7 separate regions of the Mus musculus genome follow, and regions 2, 3, 4, 5, 6 and 7 are each linked to region 1. Evidence: chromatin loops called from intact Hi-C (ENCODE). Cell type or tissue: heart. All regions are shown on one strand. Region 1 holds the start of Klf4 (Kruppel-like factor 4 (gut)). Region 2 has its middle 180 kb from the start of Gm12511. Region 3 overlaps Gm12506 (a long non-coding RNA gene). Region 4 has its middle 94 kb from the start of Gm42291. Region 5 has its middle 46 kb from the start of Gm42291. Region 6 holds the start of Rad23b (RAD23 homolog B, nucleotide excision repair protein). Region 7 has its middle 79 kb from the start of Gm12511.

Region 1 (4,000 bases):
ATTATGAACTAACCAGTACCCTGGAGCTCTTGTCTCTAGTTGCATATATATCAAAAGATGGCCTAGTCGGCCATCACTGGAAAGAGAGGCCCATTGGACAGGCAAACTTTATATGCCCCAGTACAGGGGAACGCCAGGGCCAAAAAGGGGGAGTGGGCGGGTAGGGGAGTGGGGGTGGGTGGGTATGGGGGACTTTTGGTATAGCATTGGAAATGTAAATGAGCTAAATACTTAATAAAAAATGGAAAAAAAAAAAAAAGAAGTTGGCTCTGTTGAAACCCAAAGGATCCCATGCCATTACGCTGGGTCCAGAATGCCACCCGTGGCTAATTTCTCCAGCAGAGCCGTTCTGGCTGTTTTCATAAATGCATCTGGAAGACTCTACCCACTAAAAGACTACCTGTGCGTTCTTTGTTATTTCGAGACTCGGGTTCTTGACCAGATCGGTCTTGAATCAACAGGATTCTTTCAACTTTGGTATTTGTAACTCCAAAGTTGAGTGTCACCCTACCCAGCTTGCAGGGACAGTTTTACACCAGAATCCCTGCAATGGGAACCATTAAATTCTTCAAACGTAAATACGATCTAATTATTCTAAAGACCAGAATAGAGTCAAGGGTAGGTAGATCTAAGAGGAGGAGGAGACAACAATGAAAATAATCTAGAAAATTTAAAACTTTTCTTTTAAAGATACCGCCACAGTTTTGCATTGCAAAGTATAACTTCTTGATTACCAGGCTAGGAGGGGCAGGCACACACAGGAAACTCCCTATCTTTTAAAGGCCCAATGAGAAACTGCACATTCAGGCAGCAGATAGCATCCATCAAGCAAAAGGCTTCTGGGCAAAACCATAGGCGCCTGTTTGCTGCCCTCCTCTGTGATCCAGGAGATGGAGAAGAGATACACCCCAGCACCCAAGAAAGCCCTAAGGAGCCCACAGCCAGCCTACGGAGCAGACAGGCACCAACCCTCCTCCACAGTGCTGGTTCCCTTACCTGTGTGAGTTCGCAGGTGTGCCTTGAGATGAGAACTCTTGGTATAGGTTTTGCCACAGCCTGCATAGTCACAAGTGTGGGTGGCTGTTCTTTTCCGGGGCCACGACCTTCTTCCCCTCTTTGGCTTGGGCTCCTCTGGCAGGCAGGAACCCGGTGGCATGAGCTCTGGGAGGGGGGGGGGTAAAGAAAGTGGGGTCAACTTCAATCTGGATAGTCTCAAGATCCCCAGAAACAAAGCTCCCAGCGCCATCTCTACCAGCCAGTCCCTTCCCCCCACTAACCTTGATAATGGAGAGAGGGGACTTGTGACTGCATCTGGTCTGGCAGGAAAGGAGGGTAGTTGGGCCCCGGATGGGGATGGAATCCTGGGGGAAGAGGCAGGCCAGGGTGACAGTCCCTGCTGTTCAGCAGTTCCTCGGGACTCAGTGTAGGGGTAGTCCTGGTGGGGAGCTGCCGCCCCAGGGGGAAGTCGTGTGTGTTGGGCCGGTGGCCGTTGCTGAGCTGGGGTCCAGCGCTCAAATGGGCCTCTAGGGACCGGCTGACCGTGCAGGACGGGACCGCCTCTTGCTTAATCTTGGGGCACATGCGCGGCGGGCCACCGCTGTAGGGCGCCACTACCACGGGGTGGCTGCCGTCTGGGCTTCCTTTGCTAACACTGATGACCGAAGGGCTGCTGTACTCGCTGCCAGGGGTGGTCAGAGACGCCTTCAGCACAAACTTGCCCATCAGCCCGCCACCTGGCGGCTGAGGCTGCTGTGGCGGAATGTATACTGGGTCCAACTCCGGCCGCAGGAGCTCAGCCACGAAGCCGCCCGAGGGGCTCACGTCATTGATGTCCGCCAGGTTGAAGGGGGCCGTGGGAGGTGGCGCAGATTCTCGGCTGTAGAGGAGCCCTCCACCTGTGTTGCTGGCAGCCACGCCCGGGTCACCCCCGGCCCGGATCGGATAGCTGAAGCTGCAGGTGGAGGGCGCGCTGGCAGGGCCGCTGCTCGCCGGGGAAGACGAGGATGAAGCTGACGCCGAGGTGGTCACGGTGGCGGCCACCGATTCCTGGTGGGTTAGCGAGTTGGAAAGGATAAAGTCTAGGTCCAGGAGGTCGTTGAACTCCTCGGTCTCCCTCCGGGCTAGGAGGGCCGGGTTGTTACTGCTGCAAGCTGCACCAGCTCCGCCACTCTCCAGGTCTGTGGCCACCGTCGCCGCCAGGTCGTAGGGGCGGCCGGGAAGTGGGGGAAGTCGCTTCATGTGAGAGAGTTCCTCACGCCAACGCTGCAAGAACAGGGAGGGAGAGAGAAACTGTTAATTGTAGCACCCTGTTGCCACCCCTAATATTGACTTGTTGGGTGAAGCACACCAACACCCTGCTATAGGAACTGGACAGAACAGGAAGGCAGCCTCGGGGACTCCAGGGGCCACACTGCAATCTCAGCTAACACCAAGGTAAGAGGTGGCGCGTTCGTTCTCCTGCAAGCTAGTGCCGTCGCTCCACCAGCCCAGTCCTCTTCCCCGCCAGATCCGCGGGACGCTCCAGCCGCCCACGGAATTGGGACACTGGGACACGGTGGCTTTCTCCCCATGCACCATAGCCACCGGGTCGCCCACGCGCTACGATCACTCCGGCCCAAAGGGTCTCGAGACTTGTCCACCTAAAATATAGTGGACTGAGTGCGCCCACCCCACGGTCCGGACGCCCGAAGACTAGTGGGGAACCGCTGTGCGCCCCTGGCGGTACCGCAGTGCCGGGACCACACGCACTTAAGGCCGACTCAAGGGCCGAGGAGCCACCTCGGAAGGCTGTAGAGTTCCAATGGAGGGCAATCCTTGTCCTAACCAAGGACTCTTGGTGACCCCCGGATTCCGCCCATACACCCCACCCCATCTGCAGAAATCTACAGGGCACTAGCGCGACACTCACGTTAGTCGGGGCACCTGCTGGACGCAGTGTCTTCTCCCTTCCCGCCGGGCCGGACGCGAACGTGGAGAAGGACGGGAGCAGAGCGTCGCTGACAGCCATGTCAGACTCGCCAGGTGGCTGCCTGCGGGCCGGGCGGGGCGCACAGGGACCAGGAGTCAGGGGACACCCTGGCCACTGCTCCGAAGCTTCCCTCCAATCCTCACCCCTTTCTGTTCCCAAGTCCAACATCTCACCTACCTCATTAATGTGGGGGCCCAGAAGGTCCTCCGGAGTCCGAAGAAGAGAGAGGGGTACCTGAGCCCCAAAGTCAACGAAGATTAAAAACTTTAGAAACAAAACCTCAAACCAAAACCCCCAGATTGCCCGAGATCCTTCTTCTTTGGATTCAATATAAACCGGCGATGTCTTTAAAAAAGTTCCTTTGTATACAAAAATTCTTAGAAAAGTTGTAAACTCTTATAAAAATAGACAATCAGCAAGGCAGATAAGTAGGTCCGATGGCCAGGCTGCACGCTCTTGGACTCAGCAGTGTCCCCCACCGTTGTCGCGGCCACTGTGGCTGTCGGCGGCGCGGGGGCTGTGGTCCGGGCGGTGGGCGGGCGGCGCCGCCAGGTGAGAATGGCCGCGGTGGCGCGGAACTGCGAGCTGGGCGGTGGCGCGGGGTGCGGAGTCCTGGGGACTGTGCCGGGTGCGCGCGGCCATGGGCGCGGGTCACGGGCGGGTTGCTGGGTGGGGGGCTGGAGGGGCGGGGAGGGGCACTCGGCGGCTCCGGGTGCCGCCGCCGCCCGCCACCGCCTCTGCTCCCCGCGCGCCCGGAGCCGCGCTCGCTCTCTTGGCCGGGGAACTGCCGGCGGCCGCCGCGCGCTTCTTACTTATAACTTCTCGCTCGCTTGCTCCCCGCCTCCTCCCTGTGGCGGCGCGCGGGGCTCCGCCGCCAGGCCCCGCCCCCTGCCTTTCTTCTCCCCGCCTTCCCGCAGCCCCCACTGCGCGTTGCCATGGTAGCTAAATAAACAAACTCCGCGCACGTGGGGGCGGGGGCGAGGGAGGGGCGCGGGCGGGGCGGGGCCAGGCCGTGACGCCAGCCAGGCAGCT
Region 2 (4,000 bases), 220 kb after region 1:
GAGACAGGCAGGGCCTCACAAGAAAACTAGGCTGGCTTGGAGTTCACTGTGCATCCTAGACGTGTTTCAAGTCTAGATCCAGGTGCTCCTCCCTCAGGCTTCTGGGACTAGAGATACTGGCGTGGAATGATTTTCTTGGAAGGACTGTGAATGTAGGGCCTCCATCTGATGCCTCAATGCTCACCACTGCACTGGTGGATATGTCACACTGTAGAGCTACCCAGATTTTGAGCATATGGTTCATACCCACGTCTAGGTCATTTCTCACTGCATGGCTAACCCTGAGCCTGCAGACCAACGTCAACATCTTCTCTACCACCTTACCTGATCTTGGAACAACAGTTGCGCAGTGAAGGCCAAACAGAAGGATGACAGCTTATTAATAGAGGGAAACAATGCCTGTCACAGAGCTGTTAAAGATGGGCTTCCATCAATGTGAAGCTTATGCCTTGTCCTACAATCCAAAGGATGAAAAACGGAAGGGACAGAGAGTGTCCTCTTTTCGGAAGTAGTTTCCTTTTAGGCCAGGGATTCTACAGTCTTTCTCCAGTCAGAGCCTGCACTGCTCCGTACCCCACCCTCTGGAAAGTATCAGTGTAGTCAAAGCCACCCACCAGCTCCCTGATCATTTCATAGGTGTGAAAACTCAGCCACCAACAGTAGAAGACTCTTGGCCAAAAGCGACAGCAAATCCCCACGTGAGCGAAGATGAGACCGTGGTAATGAGACTTCTTCTGCTGAATATCCAGGTGAACCTTTCAAGAAGTTTCAGGTTTTTGAACAAGGGGCAAAACAAGTTCTAGATCATGAAAGTTTTTGTCTTGAGGAAAATGCTTTCTTCACTTGTGATCCTTATTCAGAGCATGAATCAAAAGATTTGTGCAACCTTCAAAACTACAGTTTTGGACCATCAAGGAGGCTCAGTGGGTTAAAAAAAAAAAAGGTGCTACATAGTCTGACACCCTGAGTTCAATCCCCGGGCTCTACACACCTACATAATAGAAGAGAAACAGCTCTTGTAGTCTGTCTTCTGACTGCTACTTGAGAGCTGTTGTACACACACACACACACACACACACACACACACACACACACACACACACACACTAACGTGCAATAAGACTTTGAAAAGAGAAAGCAGTTCGAATTAACACATTCCTTGCAATGCCTGTACTTAGGCATGGAGCTCAGCAGTTGTGACAAGCTCACAGGTAAGGCTGCCCCATCCAACTTATATGGATGCCAGCTTCTAATAAAGTCTTGTCAGTATTGATAAGCTTGAACTGCAGTCTGTATTTATATATTCAATCATTTATTGTACATTACCATGATATTATCACAAACATCAACTTGCTTGTTTATAAGTTTATCCATATGAAGAATTTGTGACATTCTTTATTTCTAGAAGACACTAGAAGACCTGTGTGTATGTGTGTGGACCATGTATATGCTGGTGCCCCCTTGGGCCAGAGGTGCCCCTGGAACTGGAGTTACAGACATCGTGAGCCACCATATGGGCACTGGGAATCAAACCTAGGTCTTCTAGAACAGCAGCCAGTTCTCTTAACCACAAAGCTGTCTCTCCAGTCTCTATTTTCAATAGCTTTTAAGACCACAAAGAGAACAGAGAGCAAAGTGTTTGAAGATTGCTAGCAAATCCTCTTGGTGACTTAGTACCTGAATATGTGAAATAGCATTAACATACATAAATGTATGCTATATATACATTTATGTGTATGGGCACATGTACAGCATATCTATGTATATATGTACACACATATATGTATACACACATACACACACACACACACACACACACACACACACACACACACACACACATGGGAGTGGGAGGATGAGCTAGTCTGGAGCTGTTAGTAGGACTGAAGATTACCTTAGTTCTTCTTATATCTGGGGATGAATAAAGAAGCAGGGTGGGTAGGGCCTTTGTCTACATTTGGACCAGAAAGTTGCAGAAAGGGAGCTTGACTGAAGGCCAAAAATGTCATCAAACCCCATTTGTAGAGTTCTTCAAGAAGTCCTGGTGTGGGCAGAAGGAGGGGAGCCCAGGACAGGGACTTGGCTGGCTGGCTAGGACAGGAACGGCCTTCCCGGCTGGGCTCTGGCACCTGCCTCTGAGTGCAGCCGCTGGCTGAGCAGTCTGAACAGCTTGGGTTCCTGGAAACGCGCATCAGCACATTAGTTATTGTTTTATCAGCAAAGCGCAGAGGCGGTGGAGAGCAAGGGACAGATCCTGTTACTCCGGACAAAATGCCTGCTTGGTTATGCATGAGCAATGTTTTAGGGACGATTCCCAGCCTTGGTGTGAAAGCAGATGTTGGATTCTTTTTCCTTTCTTTCTTTCCCCTGATGCAGGAAAAAGGGCGGGAGCCAAATGTCTGAAGCTGAGTTCCCACACGTGATGGCCCTGGAGTGACTTCACAGGAGCTTCCCTGTCAGGGCCCCTGGGACAGGGAGAGCCTCCACGTGCAGATGGAGTGACAGAGGTCACTCGGTAGGTACCACTGTCGATCACCGTTTGGCTGCGTTTCTCTCATCCCTTTCCAAATGTTGAAGGTTAGGTTTGATAAGCAGCAAAGCATGGGGGCTGTAAGCCTTGAAAAGGTCTCAGTGGTGGCGCACGCCTTGAATCCCAGCACTCGGGAGGCAGAGGCAGGCGGATTTCTGAGTTCGAGGCCAGCCTGGTCTACACAGTGAGTTCCAGGACAGCCAGGGCTACACAGAGAAACCCTGTCTCAAAAAACCAAAAACCAAAAACCAAACCAAAACAAAACAAAAAACCTGACCTTCTTATGACAGGGTCAAAAAATTCACTTTCTTTCTTTCTTTCTTTCTTTCTTTCTTTCTTTCTTTCTTTCTTTCTTTCTTTCTTTCTTTCTTTCTTTCTTTCTTTCTTTCTCTCTCTCTTTCTTTCTTTCTCTCTTCATTTATTATTTATTTACTTATTTTTTTTTTTTTACCAAATTTGATATTTAACTAACATACCTTCTCTTCCAAAAATATTGCTTATAAGAGAAGAGAAGCAACAATTGAGGGTATACAGACTGATGCTCCAAGCCTCAGTCTTTCCTATATAAAAACGGGATACTGCCCCTTCCTCTTCCCTTTCTTCTTCTTTCCTTCCGTCTTTATTTTTTCTCCCTCTGAGTACTCAAACCACAGCTGTGCAATATGTGGTATTTTGATGTTTTAAAAGAGACAGAACTTCTATTCAGAGGTAACATAGCTTCTCTAAGTACTTCCTGTATGCCATGGACTGAACAACTCATTGAGCCGAAGCCTTGTTTTTAGAATGTATGTAAGAATGTATGCATATAAGTATGTATGCATGTATGTATGTATGTATGTATGTATGTATATATGCATGTAAGTATTATGTATGTATGTGTGTAAGTATGTATGTATGTACGTATGTGTGTAAGTAAGTATGTATGTATGTACGTACGTATGTATGTATGTAGGTATATATGTACAAATGTATGTATAAACAGGTTCTCACTATGTATTCTAGGTTGGCCTTGAACTTGTCATATTTATCAACCTGGCTTTGAGATTTCAGTCTTCCCTCTTCACTGTCTCTCCTGAGAGTTGGAATTAAAAGCTTCAACCATCCTGACATCAGAAAGCCGCATTTCATGGTGTGGTGGTTTGAATATGCTTGTTCCAGCAAGTGGCTCTATTAGGAGGTGTGACCTAGTTGGAATAGGTGTGGCCTTGTTGGAGGAAGCGTGTCTCTGTGGGCAGGTACAATGAGACCCTCCTCCTAACCACATAGGAACCAGTCTTCTCCTAGTGGCCTTCAGATGAAGACAACAACCCTTGGCTTCTCCTACACCTTACCTGCATGGACACTGCAATGCTCCCATCTTGATGATAATGAACTAAACCTCTGAACCTGTAAGGCAGCCCTAATTACATGTTGTCCTTATAAGAGTTACATTGGTCTTGTTGTCTGTTCACAGCAGTAAAGACACATGGA
Region 3 (4,000 bases), 75 kb after region 1:
CGAAGAGGGATGGGAAGTGGTGAGGATTGAGTCTGAGAGGCATCTGGGGCCCGGTATTCACAGTACATGAGAAGAAGTTTCTTTGTCTTTCATTCGAGGACACCAAGAAGCTTGGCGGGATGTCATGAATGATGTTAGCTGAAGCTAACAGTGCATGCTTATTAGATGGCATACATTTCTCCAGTAACTTGCAATGCACCTGGCAATAAGGACTGGGTAGCTGCCATTTCCATTCTTATTTTGTAGACGAGGAAGCTAAAGTTCAGAGATGTCAATCCACGTCTCCAGGGCCACACAGGTCATTTGGGGGCTGACCTAGACTTCGAATCCAGGCTGTCTGAGCCTAGGGAAAACTGCCTAAATTTACAACTTTCTCCCCTCTGGTTGGAGCTGGAAGATGATCAGCTTGTTTGATTTGTCAGTTCCATAGGTGGGGTGGGGCAGGGGTGGGGGCTGAATATGGGCTTAGGCAGAGTTGAGAGGCTTTATGGCACTAGAATGAACAGCTGTGTGGATTCATTCATTCAGTAACTACTTAATGGGTGTCCATGTGCCAGGTCCAGAAATAGCCAGGCTGGCTTGAGAGTGCTCTGGAGAGGTCTGGGTTTTTGAGGGGTGGGGGCTGGTGGTAAGAATCAAGAATGACCTCACTACATAGGGAGAGCTGTTTCTACACTCAGTGCATAGCCTACACCACTGCTTTAGGGCAGAAAGGAAGATTGCTGGAAGGTTCCATCTCACAAGTGGGATGCCAGGACACCTGCAGCCAAGGTTTCCTGCAGGCCCCTTCTGGCTGCCATGGCCTCCCCTTTGGCTGAGTATGAGGTCTGCCTTGGCTTTGATTCCCCATTAATTACCCTTGGAGGTAATCTTCTAAATGCCAGTAATGACCACATGTTAATTTCCTTCTCTCCTGCTGTCTCGCTTCTCCCCGCTTTAATGGGCCATGCAAGCTTGTTGGGCTGTTTACCAAAGCAGACCGGTTAAAGACGTAAATAAATGAATTTCTCTTGTCTGAAGGATCTAGAGGTGGAATTAATGTGAGAGGAGTAATTTACAGGTGAATAATTACTTGGATTCCCCCAGCAGAGAGACCCGTTCAGCTTCTCTAATTATTTACCTTCCCCCAATTTTCTTTGCTTTGAACTGGGTAGCATGGAGGTGTACGGGGGTGGCATGGGGAGCCAGAGATCTTATTTTGGATTCCCCCCTCGATTGTGAAATATCTCTTGGGGAGGGGCCTCATTAGGATGCAAAGCTGGCCATCCGAACACTCTGTGCACAGCTTCATTTGGATGCCTTTGCGTGTACTTGGAGGGAGATGCTATTGCCAGCCCTATTTATGGATGGAGAAGCTGAGGTTCTATTGGGCGACACCATTCTCCACAGACTCCTCATGGAAGAAGGCTGTGACTCAAGCCAGCTTCCTGACTCTCCCTGGCTCTAAGCTGTCCATAGAGCATCTTCACCTGCCTGCTTGCTGTCTGGCATCTACAGTTGGTGAATTCTTTTAAACATACCATGCAGCACAACTCCCTTCTGCGAGAAGCCCCAGTACTCTCTGCCAACAACCTGCTGTCTTTCCCTTTAGGCTGGTGGCCGCGCCCCTTCCTTACGCAGCTCATTTTCCATTTTAAGATTTCCTGTTTGAACTAAAGGGCAAAGATCTAGATGTATCAGACTGGAGCCAAGCTTCTGTGTGTATAAAGGGGAGCTCTGGCCCCTGCCCTCTGTTTGTCCACTGGCTTATCGATGGAGCCCAAGTCCCAAGTTCAGAGGCTCCAGTTCCTTCCCGATTTGCTGGGTAAAGTCCAGCCCTTCCGTGCGGGCGGCCAGGGCGGGTGGCCAGCCTGGAGCCAGTGGTCATTTATGGCTGGACAGGGCTTCCGTCCTGCCTGGTAATCCATTGGCTACAGCTAACAGACAGCTGGACAACTGAAGGACAGGGGTACTAAGGACACCCCATTTTTTTTCTTTTTTTTTTTTCTTTTTCAGCTTAGTGCTAAGCCGGGGAATGAGACCAACAAGGCCAGTGCTGTTGAGGGCTGCTTGAAGCTACAGGTCTTTCAGGGCCCAGATGGCTTTCCTGGCCTACCGTGCACTCCCGCTAAAACTAGGAGCTCCGCAGCCATGGCCTTTCCCAGAGAGACACTTAACTGGTGCCATTTTTATGAGGGATAATAAGACCGATATCATTGCTGGTATGTTGGTTCCAAGGTCCTTTCATCTCCTACGCCTCATCTGATGTAGAGGACAGTCAGGAGTCGTCTAGATGCTTATCATCATGGTGTTCCCGAGGAACCACCGGAGCCGGAATCGATGGCTTTCATTGAGCAGTCCTTTCATGAGTCAAGTCCCCATAATTCAAGTCCCCACAGGCTGAGGATCACGAGGTAACACTGGTGCAGCCCCCTCTTTGGATGAATTAAAAGGAAAGACCCCCCAAGCTCAGGAGAAGCTCCCAAGGGGCCTCTGTGTGTGCTGTATGGGCAGAAAGCGGAGGGGGCAGAGCATCCTGAGCCACTGCTTTCAAGAGGTTCCTTCCAAACCCTCTGAGGACCAGGAAAGGGCCGTAGCTCTCACAGGCACCTCGGGGAGATCCTTGTCTACCGGAGTCAACACATAGACTTACCTTAGATGCTCCTGCTATGTCCCGCCCCCATAAGACAGCAGGGCCTCCCAGTGGATGGTGTCCCTCTCCCTGGAAGGTATTTACCTGTTTGGTGACTAGCTTTGTGTCCTGGTCCTGAAAGGTAGCATGGCCCAAGACACTGGACGCTTTTTTTCTATGGAATGAACATCTTCCCTGTCCCTACACCTACCTCTCTCCTCTCTCCCACCACCCCCCCTCTCGTGAGCACACACACATATACACAAACACACACACACACACACACACACACACACACACACACACACACACACACACACACACATGGTGCCATTCTGTACCTCAGACCTATTAGATCAAAAGGCAAAATGAAGCTTCTAGAATAGTGTAAATTGCTAGCTGGGACTGACCTAAAGCAGAACTCTGGGTCTTATATGTGTGTGCTCCAGAGACCAGGAATTTGGTATGGGGAGACTCACATTCTGATCTTGCTAGTAATGCTTTCCAGTTTCAACTTTCCTTGTCATGTTCTGTGGCCAACGATGTAGGCCCCTGTGGCAGGCTCAGGTAGCCCCTTTCCTGCTTATTAATTGTTGGGTTTGGGAATGGGCACCGAGTCCCAAGGGAGAACGTCTCCATGTGGAGGGGACTCTTCTTTCCAGTGCGGAGGCTAGCTTCTGCCTGGGCTGTGTGGCTGATCCTTGTGATGACAAAGATGGCTGCTGGGCCAGGTGCTAGGCAACCTGGGCCAGGATGGGTGGTGGCTCTGTCCCCTCCAGGTCAGCTCCCCCATCTGTTCTGTGATGAGAATGATGTGATACCTGGAGCCCTGGGAGCCTGGGAATGAAAGGGGGTCTTAGGGCTTTCCTGAGCCGTGGTCAACCCTGGAGCTAGGTCTATGCTGAATCCTAGCTGGGTCTATCCCTCTCCCCTTCTCTGTCCACCCTTGACATTGCTGACTGGGGGTGTGGTCTGCAGCAGGAGGAGGCTCAGAGACTTGCTCAGAGCATTGCTGGGAAAGACTTGGAGGTCTATGCTGGTCCCTAGCCTATAGCTAATGTTCCTTCCTGGGGATGAAGATGCCCCTGGCCCAGCCTGTCCTGCTGCCAGCTCTCTGGCTTTGAGCTGTTCCCAGGGAGTCCTTTTCTCTGCTGCCTCATTCACCTCTGCTTCCTCTCAACATTATCTTTCTCTCTTCTGACTCTCTTGGGGTGAGGGTGGGGAGTGGCTGCTACAGCCCAAGGTGAGGTCAGTAAGGACAGGGGCTTCTAAACCCCTGACCTGCTGCAGCCCAGCACAGGGACTTGGGCCTCAGGTTTTTCATCTATGGAATAATTATTTCTTCCCAGGCTTGTGAAGATTCTATGAGATGATAACGTACTTCAAGCC
Region 4 (4,000 bases), 690 kb after region 1:
AGCACAGGCCTTTCCTAGCTACATCTTGCCAAGCCTGCCTGTGGGTCTGGAAATCAGGGCAAGGCAAGATTCCCACGTACAAAATTAGATCTTGGAAACAGGTTAGTTGTCTTGGACAGACTTAGCACGATGGAATGTTATCACAGTGCTGATCTACACACGGATCTATATGAAACTGAAGTGAAATCGTGCTGTCTTTCTGAGAGAAGCTAGCAGCCTGAGCCAGCAGATTCTGCCATTCATCCTTGCACAAAGGCAAAAATTGAGTTTCTAGAGAGCGTCTAGGACCGACCTTGCTGACACTCCACCCTGGCCCCTTACCCTTTCCATTATGGGTGGAGGGTTAGGCCTTTTGTAACATTTTGTCCAGAGGAGTCTCATCATGTCCCACAGAAAGAGGCCAAGTTCAGGTTTTTCTTTACTGCAGAGACACTTCATTATTCAGTGAGATGAGTGAATCAGCCTGTGACATATTGTTGCATGGCAACAGCAAAGGGCGCATCAGAGGCCGTGTAAACGTCCCTTGCCACCTCTAGGTCATTAATCTGGAGCAACCCATCGGGTCGACGTTTCTCTTTCCATGTGTTGTGCATCAGTCATCAGTCACTTCTGTGGTGAAGAAGGAACACAAAAAATTTTACAACTAGATCGGAGGAGGGGGGGCACATATTTATCTGAAAGATGGCCCGACCCTCAACAACAGTCTTGATGACCTCTGAACATCAATTATTTGCAACATAGGGACATAATGTATCTAGACAATACGATGAAACACCAGGACACTGAATAGCTAAGTCTCAAGTTGAATTAGTGCAGTGCCTTTGTCTTTGTGAAGTTGGATCTACTGGAGTTGTACACAGAAAAGGAGCTCTGCATCTCCTCTTTCTGTCCCATTTTTTAACCAAGCCTTTCTTCACTGTGGTTTTAGCTTCAGGAGAAATTAAACAATGCTAGTTTTAAAGAGACCATAATCTAGGCAAATTCCATTCATCCTTTGTCTCCTTTGATGATCACAGTAATAGGTTAACTCTCCCCTTTCCACATGGAAGGTAGGACAACTCTGTGGAGTTCCCAGTCTCTTTTGGGCCTTTGCAGTAAACTCTCTTCTGTTCAGTTAGACATTGCTTCACTCCTACCTGGAAGAAGCCTTTAGACCCAGACTGTGTGAGCACAAATCCACAAAGGACTTGCCCCAGGTCCTAGAGCCAGCCAGCCTAGAGGTTTAGATTGTAAGGCTCCAGAAACTTCAGGCAGGGCCCCCCTGCCCTTCAGCCCTTTCCTTACACATAAAAAAAAATCAAGGTCAAGAGAACCCTTTCCCAGAGGGTCACACAAACCTTGAGTTTGACAAAGAACCCTCAGAGGCTGCTCTCTTGATGGCATTTCTAACCAGGGCTTTTGTGCGGAGAAGATGGCATTGGAGGGAGCCTGGCATTTCAGGGGCTTAGCTCCTGTTTATCCTTGAATCTTCTTGGAGTCCCTGAGGCTATAATATCCATTTAGAAAGATTAAAGAGGATGTGATCGGGCCAGGACAGAAAGAGAGGTAGGGAGGTAGAGGAAGAAGAAAATAGAATTCTCTAGGACTTAGAATTAAGAGCCTAAGATGCCTCCTGAAGAGGATGCCCTCCTAAAGACACAGTGCTCCTTGGGAAGTCTCCAGCAGGTGAAAGGCTTGGATGGGCCTTTTTTTTTTCCCTCCATGAACTTGGTTTTTCTTTCCCACATTCTCAGGTGTGCTGGGAGGCCCTGGGAAGCCAGCAGACTTTTTCAAAAGACACTTCCACCTCCTAATCTCTTTGCCTACAAACCAAATATTGATCTATTTAGTAAACCAGCCAGTGGAGGAGAGCTTGTATAGCCCTGTTTATTCAGCAGTTGGGCCCCCCTGACAGCTGTTCACTGGGGGATTATGAAGTCACGGCAGTAATTACACTATAAACAGGGGATGGGGGAGAAGAAAGCCAGAAAGTGAACTGTGAGCTCTGTTACCAGGCAACATAAAATATGTAACCGGAAACCCAGCAAGCACGTACATTTCCCTAAAAGCCTCCCAGATGTCCTCACTTTGGGGCCAATGTTCAATTTCAGTTTCGATTTGTTTATTTATCCATCTTCAGATTGAAGACTGGAGCTGAGAATGTTGGAAGAGAAAAGAAACGAATCGAAACAAAACAACAAAACAAAACAAACTGCAGGGGAGAGTAGAGTTGAGCATTCCACCCAGTGTCCCAGCCTACAGGAGAAGGCTGAGGCCCCAGGTCCCTGCTATAGCAAGCTGTAGAGATCAGTGCACAAGGAGGTGGCTAACCCAGGCTTCTTCAGCTAAGACAGCTACAGGATAAGCAGCAAGGGAGAGAGAAGAACAGAAAAGGAGAGAGTGAGAATAAGGAAATAGAAACTGGAACCCACATAAAAGAAACCCTGGAGTCCCCTCGGCCACAGCCCCACCTAGTGGTTGCCCCATGTCGTCATAGACTCTAGTCCCTAAGGCATCCAGCAGCCCTGACTTTGTTCCAGTAGCTTTATCAGAACATGCTAATGCTAAGCTCACATCAGGTTCCCTGTTCTCAACACTTCTCCAAGCCTGTTTATTAAGATTCTAAGTTCAGAAGTGGATGCTCACGGTCAGCTATTGGATGGGTCACACGGCCCCCAATGGAGGAGCTAGAGAAAGTACCCAAGGAGCTAAAGGGAACTGCAACCCTATAGGTGGAACAACATTATGAACTAACCAGTACCCCGGAGCTTTTGTCTCTAGCTGCATATGTATCAAAAGATGGCCTAGTCAGCCATCACTGGAAAGAGAGGCCCTTTGGACTTGCAAACTTTATATGCCCCAGTACAGGGGAACGCCAGGGCCAAAATTGGGGGGGGGTTGGTATGGGGGACTTTTGGGATAGCATTGGAAATGTAAACAAGGAAAATACCTAATAAAAACAGAGAAAAAAAAGATTCTAAGGATCTGGAAAAGGACTTCAGAGTCCCATCAAGATTTGTAGCAAAGACCAGGATGACCTGTGTTTAAATTGGCCTGGCTTCTTCCAGTGCTCTACATGAATCTTGTTGTTTCTCCATGTTCCACGTGGAGCATGCACGCCCACACATAGACACACATTGGTCCCCACCTGGAAGAACACTTCTGTTGAGTCCTGTATTGTAAGCTAAACATTAACAGATTGGGAATATTCAATCTGGACAAGCTTTATCTAAAACAGAACAACAACACAATCAACATGACATGAACCACATTGGTGCTGTCTGTCAAGAATGCTGTCCACCAGTATTTTCAGACAGGATAGCTCAATAACCTGGAATTTACCAGATAGGTAAACTGGCTGACCAGCAAGTCCCAGGAATCTATCACTGCTGCTTCCCCTTTGCTGGGGTTACAAAGAAACAACCATGGCCATGTGGGGTCTGGGGATCAAACGCAGGACCTCATGTTTTGCTTTATAAACACTGTATCTCCCCCGCTCCCGAGAGTCTGGTATTTTTAGCAGAATTAACCACCTCTCCCAACTCTAGTCCTCTCTCTCTCTTCAAAGAGCTTCAGAGGTGTGCCAGAGACTGACAGAGAAGGCTTGTGGAGGCAGAGTTCATATTTCCAGGAACTCTGCAAATACATTCACATGTTGGGAGTTTGAAATACACTATCACAAAAGTACTTCCACCAAAATATAACCAAGCATTGCCAATCAAGCACTTCTTTTCTTACCCTGTCCCAGACTAATGGCTGACAAGTGTACCACTGACCTTGACAGACTGCTTTCAACTTCCCTTCAGAGTCAACATGGCATGGAGGTAGAATCCTGAAGGAACAGAACTCCGCTGAGGCTTCCACACAGGAAAATACCAAAGTAGACACGACCCCAGTGCGGTCTGAAAAGCAAAGATAGAGTTTTAGTTCTTCTCAACTGATTTCCATGTAGAGTAACCAGGCTGGTTGACTGAGAATATTTCCTTTGGGATGGATTCTTATTATGTCCACAGGTCACCCT
Region 5 (4,000 bases), 830 kb after region 1:
TAAGGCTGAAAATAAAGCAAACAAAAGCTTACAGAGCTAAAGAGCAACTCAGTGTAACTGGTAAGTTTCACCATCACCTTTCCAGTGATGCAGAAACTGGGGCAGAAGAAGGATGTAGAAATGTAGAACTTTATAGACACCACCTATATCTACGGGCCTGAGCGACTATTCCTCCCCAAAGCATCAGAGTCATGTTGTTCAGGCTGAAAACATGGCTCAGGAGACCACAGCACTTGCTACTCTTGCAGATGACCCCTGTTTGTTTCCTAGCACCTACATGGTAGCTCCCAACTGTCTGGAACATCAATTCCAAGGGATCCAATGCAGTCTGCTTAATGCACACATGCATATATACATACACACATAATTAAAAATAAATAAATCTGTTTAAAAAATAAATATTTTCCTCCAAAACTTAAAAAATTCTCAGAAAGGACTATATTTCTAACCATAAAACAAGTACATAAAGACATTTAAAAGGGCTAAAATCATCCAAAGTATGTTTTCTGAATTCATCAGAATAATCTCAGAAATGGGTAAGAGGAAAAATCAGAAATGTGAGGAAATTAAACAAAATATCAGAGGGTTAAAAAGAAATGAAAGGATACACCTAGAAAATACTTTAAGATGAAAGATATTCACCATATCAAAGCTTATGCAACAGAACTTAGGCCTTGCTTAGAGGGAAAGTCACAGATGAAGTCACCTATACTGGAGGTTCCTTCCGAGGGATAGAGAAAAACGTGAGCAAGAAGCGTTGAGCAGAAACAAATGCAAAAGAAAATATAAAATTAGAAAACAAATTAATGGGATTAAAGTTGTTTTGCTGTAAAGCTAACAACATTGACAAACCTTTAACTGGACGGACCAATAGAAAAGAGCGTCGCCCTGTCCCGGTGGCCATCTGTTACTGATCCAAGTCAGGAAGAAAATCATCTTTGCTTATAATATCCATCAGACCTAAGACACATCGGATGCAACTTCTCCTTCTGTGGGGCACTATGGAAATGCATATGCTTTCTTCTAATAGTATTCAAGAATAATCACGTTGCATACTAGTGTACATAGTCTTGTCACCAAAGTAGTGGGTGTCTATGGATCATCTGGTGCCTTTACAAAGGGTAAATTTGTAAGGAAAACACAGCTGTGTCATAGAGATGGCTATGTTGTGTGGAAGAAACTTTTAGTAATGATTTATATCTTTTCCCTCACACTGTGGTTAATATGAAGTCGTTAATTAAATTGTAAAGCCAAGTCAGTTGATAGGCGGAGGTAGGTTAACAGCACAAGTGACTGAGGAGTGGGAAAGCACAGATTGATAAGGTCTTTATCTTCTCTTTTGAGAGAATCCTTTAGAATGTGCAGCATAGAGGGAAGAGAAGTGCTGGGTAAATATATCAGGCTTGTATTCCTAGGAACTGGTTATGTCCCAACACTATGTAAGGACTAAATCTGGCTTTTAGTATCTATATAAGAGTATTCAGGAAATAATTCACATATTCAGGGCTCATAAGTCAAAGTATTAGACAAAGAGTAATGGCAGGATAAGGGCAAGGAATATAGAGCGGCTTTAACAGAGGACGATCACTTCTCTACGGAAGTGAGACATGTGGCAGAGTGCAAAGCTGAGAGGGTCTTTACTTAACGCACAGTCCTCCTGCTGCGTAGTGAGGCTTCAAGTTCAGCGTGCTCTCTGTCCTGCTAAGTGGCTCCTTCCAATACCACAGATAAAGGCTAGAAGAAAGAGCAAAGTCAACTGCTATATCCCAGTTTGAACTTGATGACTTCTGGCCCTGAGAAATGTTTCCCTCCAAAGATCTTCGAGTTTCCGAGCTGGCACTAGCCAAACGCAGAGTTATGTCTAGTGCCACCTAGTGAAATGAATGAATACTTAGCTTTTACAAACCAGAACTAAGAAAAGGCTAAAAGCATAAATCAATAAACATAAAAGAAGGGAAAAATATAACTGGAGCGAGGGAATGCCTCACCCATTATTTCAGTAATGGGATCTATGGTTCAGCTAATGGAAGGGATCTTTATATTTAAACAGTTCTTCATGAAATTACTATCCCAAAGTCTTGGTTGGCTTTTAGGAGAGAAAGACATCTGAGTTAGAAGAACTAAGTGTTAGTTTTGAAGGTGGGAGTTGGAGCCCACTAATGGAGAAGAGGGGAATGTGAAATTGTGTATTCTTTTTTGCCCAGTCCCATTCAAGGGTACTGAGCTGAGCATGTTCACTTCTGTCAATTTCTTACTTGGTAATTTTGTATTGTTCACTCGTAACTGACAGCATTAGAATATGTTGACCCTCGATATCAACAATACACTCTGTGTCAACTTCTGGATCTCACATTCATATGCATGCACTCGCACATACACACATACAACACAAATACAAATATAGATATATAGATTACACACACACACACACACACATACACACACAAGCATGATTGCCAGTACATACACAAAGATAGCAAATGACTCAACCTCACTTTCAAAGCAGTTCAAGGTACTCTGTCTTTGAACAAGCAATTGAAAATACCTGCAGAACCTTGAGAAGATAGATGCCAGGGGTCAAGTTTGAGGCAGAGCTGCTACTGACCAGGCTGGCTGCAGAAAAGGGACCTGAGGACATCAGAGTCAAGCTGGCTTGACCCTCACAGTGGGGAGGGGGTTGAGCAGGGGAGACTCTGGGCTGTCTCCTGCTCAAAGTTAAAATGATGCTGGTAGCATATTCTTTAGCTGTTGGAATAATTTTCTCATCACTTCTCACATTCCTTGCTATCGCTCCCTTATGGATGAGGCCTGTAACCTTATTTCAAAGCTCCCATTCTCTCTGAGACAACTCTAAGACCTCAGAATGTGTTGTAACAGACACTGGATGAGATTATTCCCATGAGTCCAAACCGATGTTTCAAAGAGTAAACTGGCTGACCACCTGCTTTATTTGCTGTTTCCTCATCCCTAAGGAATGAGCCTCCCCTCTGGCTACCTGACCTACAAGGTTGGATGAAGGGAGCCAAAAAGCTATTTCTCTATACTGATGCCCCAGGAGCTAACTCCAGCTGGATTCGTAACCTGCAAATTGTACATTGGTGATGCCTATGTACTCAAGCCAGAAGGATCTGATGTAGCTGAATGCCACGCCTGAATGAGAACTTGCCATCTCATCCTGAAAACTGGCAAGCTGGGTATGTAAACGCAGAGATGAGTTATCCATCCCACTTTTGAAATACTCTCATTCTGTAGCAACTATGGCTAGAAAAGTACAATTGTTATCAAGAGATAAGACTAGAGGAGAACTATTTATTAATTCTAAAGAGGTATTCACAGCTGGGCTGGGGAGATAGCTCAGCTAATAACGTGCTTGCATTCTAAGTAGGAGGAGCTCAGCTCAATATCTTGGATCCATATTAAAAATACAGTCATGCATATGACTCCCACTTGTAATCTCAGCTCTCAAAGGGTAAAGATAGGAGGATACCTGAAGCTTACTGGTCTCCTTGGTAAGTTCCAGGACAGTGATTGACAGCTCTCTGGAGAGAAGAGCCTGAGAAATGACAGCTCAGGCTGTTGTCTTGCCTCCACACACATGCACACATATGCATGTATAGGCACGTGTAAAAGGGCACAGAGAGGTGGGAAGTAATGTCCTTGAAAGATGACTGATTCCAAGTGTCCCATGTTCATATAGATAAAAGAGTGTGTCACTAGGGATCCTTTGCAAGGCAGAAGACACACACCGATGAGCCAATGAAAACCGTAAACACGCAGAGCTTAGGTACAGTTTGCATCCGTGGTCAGCAGTCAACGCTGGAAAGTATCATTTGAAATTAAAATTTGTGACATCTGGGGAGCCAAACAAACAGGACAAAGAACAAACCGTGTCAGCATTCCTGCCTAGCAACCATCAGCAGAGCCAAGAGTGGCTATTCCCCAGCTGGACACATACACTGTGGTTTATCATCATCCTCGCTCTCCATGCTGTAACTCCATG
Region 6 (4,000 bases), 180 kb before region 1:
TGGAAGTAAGTTGCTGGGGGTGCTCTTGAAGGGAGTTGGAGACCCCCGTTTCTTCCCTCTCTTAGCTTCTGGGTACCACAAAGCAAGCAGCTCTATGACTGTGCCTTCTTGATACAACATACTGTGTGGCCATAGGTCCAAAACATGAACAAGCATGCCCCGACTTAGACCTCTGAAACCATGAGCTAAGAGACCTTTCCTCTTACGTTGATCACTGTGACATTTTGTCATGCATGGAAGTAAAACGCAAATATAAAGAATGTGACATGGTGCAGGTGCCAGCACGCCTTTGATCCCAGTACTTGGGAGGCAGAGGCAGGCGAATCTCTGAGTTCGAGGCCAGCATGGTCTACAAAGTGAGTTCCAGGACAGCCAGGGCTGCACAGAGAAACCCTGTCTCGAAAAACAAAGAAAAAAACAAAACAAAACAAAACAAAAGAATAAAAGAATGCGACATGGTTTATGTTTTCAAAAGACAACTCTGATCTAGGGATACTGGTACATACCTGTAATCTCAGCACTCAAGAGGGCTGAGGCAGGAGAATTGCAAGTTTCAGTTCTGCTTGGGCTATATAGTTGAGACCCTGTCATAAGAAACAAAATCAAAACTAAAGCCCCCAGTTTAACATTGGGTGCTTTGGCTGCTGGACTGTTGTGGGATTGGATGCGAAGCCTCCTTAGAAGACAGCCACTGCTGATGGTTGTAGACATGGAAATCATGGGGGGAAGTGGGTAAACGTGTGGGTACACAGTGGAGAGTAAATGTGATAAGACCTGACCCTGTTTTGGATGTGGTGGCTAGGCAGCAGGAGTCAGGGAAGAAAGGGACTTAAGGATGATGACGATGTTTGGATCTGAGTACCTAAGAGGTGGAATGTCATGAGTGAGGGGAGAAATGGCTTGAAGGGAAAGCCCATAAGGAAGTCAGTTGCTACCTTTGCCCATGTTTTTTTCCAGCATCTGGTTACGCTGAAAACAGTAATACTGCTTTGCCTTTGGCTGACCCTATAGCTAAAGGGAGAGATCCCAGCTGCCAGTTTTTCAGAGCAAAAGTTGAGCATACCTGGTGACTAAGACTAGTTCCACAGGAAGACAGCCTAGCCGGCAGAGAATTCGATATTTATCATAGTTCAGGGACATACCTTGTCGGTGGAGAGGGGGCTTGGTTAGGGAAAGTTCCATGACAAAATTATATCCTAGCTTCTGGAATCATGAAAATCCAAATAGCGATACTGTAATCATTGATGGTGCTGGCTCAGAGATGGGGGATGCTCATAATTGTCCTCACTGTGGTCTGATGGTAACTGCTTTTTCTTCTTTTTAAGTCTAACAGGGGTCACTGCACTATTAAGAGGCAGCATACAGACAAGCACCTAAAGTGTCACTTACTATTGTGGTGCTTATTACCCGACACCTCTGCACTCTGGTCTTATCGCTGTGTAAATAATCATACAGCTACAGCCAAGCACTTAACTTTGTGTTCCTGACTCTAAGACTTACATGCATTATCCCACCCTCTCCAACCACCAATTAGCTGAGTGACATCTCACCCTTACTGCCAAGGAACCAGAAGCACGTCTACCTATTTTTCTAATATTTACCTTGTACCTACAATGTGCTAGGCTTATTCTGTAGGCTTTGGGGCACAACGTGGGCAAAACAAAATGCATGCCTCTGTGTAGCTTCAGCCTGGGGACCAGAAAAAGAAGAGAAGACACACACGCTAAATACACATAGTGTAGAGTACCCAGAAGGTGATGAATGGTTACTGAGACAAGTGGAGCTGGATAATGAGATCCGAATAAGATACTTTAAGTTGGATAGGCAGGATAGAGTTCAAGAAGGCGACATTTGAGCAAAGATTAAAAGGGTCCACGTGCAAAGGAAAGCAGCGCTTGGGGTGAGGCGGGGGGGGGCGGGGGAAGGGGGTGAGGAGAGGCAACCGCCTAATATCTACCACCAACACCTAAACGAAGCAAAACGATAGAGGGAAAGGCGTGACACAACTAGGCCTCCTTCTTAAATCCGCCTTTCTTTAGAGGTGGGAGGTCCCAAGGCTGGTGAGAGAACACAAGACTGGCAAGCAAGCAGTCCATGGCTGAAGTCAGTCTCAGAATCAGGGAAGCAACCGGCATTACACATGCTCGACTGGCGATGTGCGCCCCTCCTGGGCCGGCCCTCGGCAATCCTTGCACTAAGGCTCCGCCCGCTCCACCGCCCTCAAGGTTCCGCGCTCGCTGAGCCGCAGCCACTGAGCCGGGACTCCACGTAGCCGTTCCCCGGCTACGGGTTGCGCAACTCGCGCCGCTGGGCGGAGCCTGGATGTAGGCGGAGCCACTGCAGGACCGCGGAGCGGACCAGGCCTCCGCGAGCGCCTCTGCTTGCGAAGTGCGCCTGCGCACGCCGGTGCCGCGCCGCACGATATTCCAGCCCCACCCATCGCCCCGCCTCCAATTCCCGGGCGGAGTTCCTGTTCACGCCTGCGCACTGCGTCGCCGCACCCTGCGCCTGCTCAGATCGCCCGAGTCTGGCCCCATCCTCCGGGTTTTTTTCTGGTGGGGGAGGGGTCACGTCTCGGCGAGTCACGGTGATGGCGGCCACCATCCTGTGGTGAGGTAGCGGGTTCTCTGCGTCTCTCGGGGAGTCCCTCGCGCCTCCTGCGGGCCCAGTGGCTGGCGCGTGAGGAAGCACCGCGGGTCGAGCTTACCGGGAAAGCCGCGGGAGCGAGCGGCGGCGCGGCCAGGGGAGACGCGGGGCCCGGGGTGAGTGCGACTCCGGGCGAATGTGACAAGCCCCCCCACCCCCACCGCCTTCCTCCCGAGAGCGCGAGGATCGCGGCCACCCCGGGGCGGCCAGGCCCCGGCTTAGGCACCATGCAGGTCACCCTGAAGACCCTTCAGCAGCAGACCTTCAAGATCGACATCGACCCGGAGGAGACGGTATGCGCCGCCGGGTTAGGGGAGCGCGGGCCCGAGTCGGGGCGGCGCGGGAGGGCCCCAGAGGGGCGTCGGGTCACCGCCGGCTTTGTGGCCGACAACGAGGAAGGCCCGGGGGCAGATGGCGTGGAGCAGCACCGGTCCGCGTGGGCGCTGGTGGCCGCGGCCCGGAGCGCGTGGTCGTGGGGACGGAGGGGGAGGGGAGACCTGGCGGCCTGGGCGCTGGAGCCGGGCCTGACGTGCACAGGTGGGGGAGGGAGGGAGACCCAGGCGAAGCCACCACCCTCCGGCGACATGGCTAGGTGCAGAGGTCTAAGGGGCCGGTTACCCAAGACGGTGGGCCTTAAACGCGCCTAGTTTTGTCTGCAGCCGGGAGGGATGGTGGGGGAAAAATGAATTTTTTGGCCTCTCAGAAGGAGCCCTTTTATTTATGTCTTATTTTGGATTAGTTTTTACGATCCTTCCCCTCGCAGCCACTGAACCCACACCCACAGGTGGATTACGTTCTGAGGCCACGTTGGTGGTGAAGAATTTTGCATTAGAAACCTTCAGATCCGGATTTAAATGCGTTCTTTCGGTCGTCTTGGGAACCTGAACGCTCCTCGGACTCCTAGAATAGTAGTATTTGAAGGGAGGGAGAAAAATATAAAAACTTGGTGTTCTACAGTTAAAAAGCCGACTACTACACTTAACGAGTTCACGTGATAAATTCTAATGCAGTGGTCTCCGGTTTTGCCTGTAAAAAGATCTGTGTTAACTTTAATACAACTTTATGTCAGGAATCTAAAAAATGTCATGCGAATAAAATTTTTTCTCACGTGGAATTATGACGCTATGTCAATAGATTACTGCATATTTGTGTGGGGGGGTTTCCTTCTTCTTCTTCTTTTTTTTTTTTTTTGACTGATTGAGTTTGTAATTGAAACAACCAGGACGTGGTGTTAATTAAATAGATCCGAGATCCGAATTCTATTTGTGGCTCTATAACTCGTTTTCTACAGCGGGACAAACTACCCTGTTTGATTTTCTGAAATGGGAACTGTACCAGCTGAGATGGTGAGGAT
Region 7 (4,000 bases), 120 kb after region 1:
AGGCAAATCGAGGTGGTTTCTGCATTCGTGAGTTTATGGGAAAGAAGAAGGAAGTCAAAAAACATCTGTGGCAAATTCTGTGGGGCAGCAGATGAGGTGCTGAGACACTGAAAGTCAGAGTGATGGTCACCAGGGGCCTATACTGATCGATAAGGAGGGCAGTGAAGGGCTAATGCGTTGTGTGCATCCATTATCAATATTAAGTGAGTGGCCACTGTCCCCATACTGACCAGGCCAGTCACTATTTCTGTCCTCAGATATTCTCAGGCCAGAGGAAAAGCAGCTAGGTAGGCTTGATTGATGTCATAGTCATTAGCTACATTCGATGCAAATAGGGAAGATGGCTGATGGTCCAGAGGTTGGCTTCTGTAAGGAGTAACCATTTCAACAGACATTTGTGTCAGCGATGTAGGGTAACTGAGAAGAGGGTGTGCCATGTCTGCCTGTGAGGTACTTGTAGTCCAGTTGTGTGTTCAAGCTTCTCTCTCTGAGACCTGGGGCCTTGAGAGACAAAGCCTTTTCTTCTTCAGGACTCAGCCTCATGGAACCAAGGAGGTGCCTAGGGAAGGGTGGGTGCTTCTCTGACATCTCAGCTTTTTGGAATTTAGCCTAGTAGTTAAGAACACAGCTTCTGGAAGTAAGCTGTCTGGGTTCAAATGCTGTGCTCAGACTTTCATATTGTGGCACTTTCTGTACACTCACAGCGGGGACAATGGCATCTACCTTCCAGGGATATGGTAATGTGACTATCACTAGTCACTAAAGCTTTGACCAGACCACACATTTCTGATGTACCTCGGTTGATCTGCTGTACCTGGCTTCCCTCATCCCTTCTATCCATTCAGTCTAATTATTATGGGTCAAGAACAGCAATTGTCAGTCAGTGTGCTGGGAGCTGCAGAATCAGCCAAGTCACATCTATCCTTGGAGTCTCCTCCTCTGAGGTGGTTAAATCTCAGTCTTTCTTAGGGAATACTTCTTTGCCTCGTCCACCCGGACAAATAGATATTTGTCATCCCTGTAATACCAAAAAGTGGAGAGGGAGGGAAGGAGGGAGGGAGGGAGGGAGGGTGTCCGTTCCTTTTCCTCATAACATTTGGCTTTTTAGGAGAGTCACTGTGCCAGAAATTTTGGAATATCTTGTTACTTTAGACAACGGAAGACAGGGAGACTTCTCATTTTTAATTGGGAGTAAAAACTTGTGTATGGAGCAGAGGTGAGGTTTCCACAGGTCAGAGAACTCACCTCTGCTGGGCTGGATTGGAGCTGAGGAGGAGGGGCAGCAGAACTGAGTTGGCTTCCTTCCACGAAGTGAGAAATCGCCACGGCATGGATGATGCAACTGAACGGAGATGGTGCAGAAAGTCCTATCAGCACATTGACTCACCTCGCCCAGCCTCAGTTTCCCTTTGTGTAAAAATAAGAGGTCCGAAATTCTTGTACAGGGCACTAGGTTTACCCGAGGGCATGAGCAGGAGAATGCCAGCTGCAGACAGATTCACAGGGAGGGAGGGTGCTTGTGGGATATGAGGGCTTCCACATCTAGGCACAAGGAATATTCCTCCTTTTCTGTTTTCTGGGTCCCTGCATAGCTGGCGGCCCCAGTGAAGGGCTGTAGGGGGCAGCCTGAGTGTTCTGGCTGGGGGTGGGGTAGGGTGGGGTGGGGTGGGCAACAGCTGGACAAGTTACTGGGAAATCATATTATTTCAGACTACTAGGTATTCTAGGGGCGTAGTGATGATGGTGGATCTTTTCTGTTTTATTTGATGAAGTTGGCCTTGATAAATGCTGCTGCTTTGTTTTTTCGCTCTCCCACATGTTTGTAAATCTTCGAAACACGCAGTTCCAGTATAAAAGGGAGGTGTAGAAGGGACTTGATTTGAGCCTGGCTGGAGGCATGCAGCTTTTGGAGTGGCAGCTTGTTGTCACCTTCCCCTGAGACAAAGGCTGTATTAACCTTGGGAGCATCAGGCTTCTTGGCCACTTTCTCTGAGGCCATCCTGATGTGCATTTTCCTTTCTCATCTCTAGGGAGGCAGCACACAGAACGCAAGGCCGCCGAGGATGGAGAGGGTAGGGCTCTGCGAGGTGCCTCTCCAAGGCCTGGGTCCCCAGGTCAAGGGCAAGATGTGCGGTGCAGGCACTCCCGAGCTGGCTGGCGCAGCAGCTAGGATGCTGCGCAGAGCGCTGCTGGCGGCGTCGGGAACTGACCAGGCCGCGTGTGAGCGCCGGGATTCCTGCTCCGGCCTTAAATATGCCGGTTATTTTTATCCCCCTACGTCAGGCCAGCGAAGGCCATCCCACCAGTGGCCGCGGCAGGCTGCTACACAATGTTTCCCTTCAGTCGGGAGGGGAAATGGAGGGAGGCCAGACTTCCTGATCACATGGTGCTGAAGTCAATGAAAAAAAATGAAGGGGGACCCCTCCCTTGCGCTGGGGTGCGCGGGCCAGGGCCCCCCACCCACCCCCTCGGGCCGCGCGGCCAGGGAAGCGCAGGCTCGCGGGCGGGCGCGGGGCCAGGCGCAGGACCGGGCAAACATAAACACCAGATCGGGGCAGTAATTGGCGGCTCCGAGATCGCTGAGGAAATGAGAGGCTTGTACGAAACATCAGCCGACAAGAAACGGGGTGATGTCAGACAGCCTTCCAGGATTAGAAACCCTTAAAAGCTCCGAGCCCGCGGCGGCTGCGGAAAAGCGCTTTCGGTCCTGGCTCTGCGGGTAGGAAGCCCGCGGACTGCGGACGACTCCGGGCTCCTCTCTTCCTCGCTCTCTTCTCCTCTCTTCCCCCCCCCCCCCCCCCACCCGCTCTAGTCTCTTCTCCTTGAATTCCCTTTTTGATTTTGAACTAAAAAGAAGGGGAAAGACGTCAATTTCCATGTCTAAAGCATCTCGCCTCCCCTCCTCCCTCCTTGTATCCTGTTACTACTTTTGGACTAACAGATCCTACTCAAATCAAGCAGGAGGGGGATAAATAAAAGTTTAGCTCTGTTGTCCGAGTCTCTTCGGTTTCTTCTTACATTCTCTTAGAACTGCGAGTTGCAATACTTAGCACACACAACAGGGGTTTTCTAGCTGCTTCTCTGCTCTCCAGTCTTGAGGGCAGCTTAGCTAACAGTCAGTGGCAGGTTGTTCCCTAACCCACAGGAGCCTCCTGTGACCTTACGGTAGAAGCTGAGCCTCATTTGTTCATTGCCTGCATACATCAAAAAAAGCGCCACTTTTCCAGGCGTTTCTCTTTCAGTGTTTACCTGGATTAAAGGGGGTGTGGATGTTTGGAAAGGGCTCGAGCCCCTGCAAGGAGAGGCACCCAAGGCACCCTTTTCAAAGGATGATTTATGTTTGGGTTTTCTCAGATAGGGGCGCAAAGAGTCCGTTCCCTGTCTCTGTGACAGGTGAGCTCCGCACCTGGCTCCTAGCTTTGGGATATTTCAGCAGCTTCACACAGCACTGTCACTTACTCTCCTTTAAGGCAGGTTTGCTCACCTTTCTTCCAGAGACCCAGGAAAGGGTCACAGCTGGGCCAAGTTTGTACAACCTCAGAAGAAGAATGGGGCTAATTCCAAAGACATAGGTTTAACTCATTGCTGTCCACTCATTGTACTCCCCTGCAACACTGTTGAATCTTTTGATAGTTCCCTCCCATGGTTGACAGTCACTTGAGCCAAGTATATCATCCAGTTATACCACCTGCTGGGTGGCAGATAAAAGGCTGTTTTCCAGCTGTTCTCCACACATCTGTCTTTGGTGACTGGGTGCTCTGAAAAAAATCACACGAGGAGGCCTCGTTTTCTAGTACACCCCGGTTGTCCTAGGTTAGATACTGATGTCTCCTTTCCTTCACTTCAGAGTCTTGGGGTCTTGATGGCCTGTTCTTGCCCCCTGTCCCATCACTTCTCTCCCCAGCTAGTGCACATGGTCTGGGGCTTGTGGAGGGGCTGGTGGAGGGACGACAGAAGTATTTCAGGTTCTGAGTTGTGTTATGGCAGGAGATAGCATTAT

The links. A loop is a pair of places that touch in the nucleus more often than their neighbours do. Peaks named below come from ENCODE experiments on the same cell type or tissue, not always from the same donor. Only the 100,000 strongest peaks of a DNase experiment are listed, where the experiment ranks them.
Region 2: it touches region 1 in a loop (2.1-fold over the local background); 3 of 42 quality-filtered maps call a loop at or near these places.
Region 3: a loop joins it to region 1, with 2.5 times the contacts of the local background. A loop is called at or near these places in 3 of 42 quality-filtered maps.
Region 4: a loop joins it to region 1, with 4 times the contacts of the local background. A loop is called at or near these places in 17 of 42 quality-filtered maps.
Region 5: it touches region 1 in a loop (4-fold over the local background); 11 of 42 quality-filtered maps call a loop at or near these places.
Region 6: it touches region 1 in a loop (2.5-fold over the local background); 4 of 42 quality-filtered maps call a loop at or near these places.
Region 7: a loop joins it to region 1, with 8 times the contacts of the local background. A loop is called at or near these places in 16 of 42 quality-filtered maps.

What each region holds. Positions count from the first base shown.
Region 1 is chr4:55,528,722-55,532,721 of GRCm38, forward strand. It overlaps Klf4 (Kruppel-like factor 4 (gut)), which reads right to left and starts at 3,754. Exons shown (of 5, transcript NM_010637.3): 1 at 3,146-3,754; 2 at 2,909-3,029; 3 at 1,278-2,262; 4 at 997-1,161. The coding sequence starts at 3,150. Gm12506 (a long non-coding RNA gene) reads left to right here and starts at 3,989. Exons shown (of 5, transcript XR_390585.4): 1 at 3,989-4,000. In heart, CTCF peaks have their summits at 1,709 (motif pointing left), 2,724 and 3,795; DNase peaks (open chromatin) are centred at 1,690, 2,340, 2,640 and 3,850; H3K4me3 peaks cover 3,198 bases; H3K27ac peaks cover 3,039 bases.
Region 2 is chr4:55,747,921-55,751,920 of GRCm38, forward strand. No RefSeq gene overlaps it. Among named protein-coding and RNA genes, the nearest start is that of Gm12511, 180 kb to the left of the region's middle. In heart, no CTCF peak of the experiment used is centred here; a DNase peak (open chromatin) is centred at 2,201; H3K27me3 peaks cover 434 bases.
Region 3 is chr4:55,603,398-55,607,397 of GRCm38, forward strand. Gm12506 (a long non-coding RNA gene) reads left to right here. Exons shown (of 5, transcript XR_390585.4): 2 at 2,218-2,393. Among named protein-coding and RNA genes, the nearest start is that of Gm12511, 34 kb to the left of the region's middle. In heart, no CTCF peak of the experiment used is centred here; a DNase peak (open chromatin) is centred at 1,754.
Region 4 is chr4:56,220,208-56,224,207 of GRCm38, forward strand. No RefSeq gene overlaps it. Among named protein-coding and RNA genes, the nearest start is that of Gm42291, 94 kb to the right of the region's middle. In heart, a CTCF peak has its summit at 2,455 (motif pointing left); DNase peaks (open chromatin) are centred at 1,964 and 2,454; H3K27ac peaks cover 490 bases.
Region 5 is chr4:56,360,460-56,364,459 of GRCm38, forward strand. No RefSeq gene overlaps it. Among named protein-coding and RNA genes, the nearest start is that of Gm42291, 46 kb to the left of the region's middle. In heart, a CTCF peak has its summit at 1,885 (motif pointing left); no DNase peak of the experiment used is centred here.
Region 6 is chr4:55,347,489-55,351,488 of GRCm38, forward strand. Rad23b (RAD23 homolog B, nucleotide excision repair protein) reads left to right here and starts at 2,554. Exons shown (of 10, transcript NM_009011.4): 1 at 2,554-2,939. The coding sequence starts at 2,874. It overlaps Gm42290 (a long non-coding RNA gene), which reads right to left and starts at 714. Exons shown (of 3, transcript XR_881289.3): 1 at 507-714. In heart, a CTCF peak has its summit at 2,150; a DNase peak (open chromatin) is centred at 2,403; H3K4me3 peaks cover 2,772 bases; H3K27ac peaks cover 2,243 bases.
Region 7 is chr4:55,648,990-55,652,989 of GRCm38, forward strand. No RefSeq gene overlaps it. Among named protein-coding and RNA genes, the nearest start is that of Gm12511, 79 kb to the left of the region's middle. In heart, CTCF peaks have their summits at 2,201 and 3,058; DNase peaks (open chromatin) are centred at 1,482, 2,412 and 3,222; H3K4me3 peaks cover 1,756 bases; H3K27ac peaks cover 2,238 bases; H3K27me3 peaks cover 233 bases.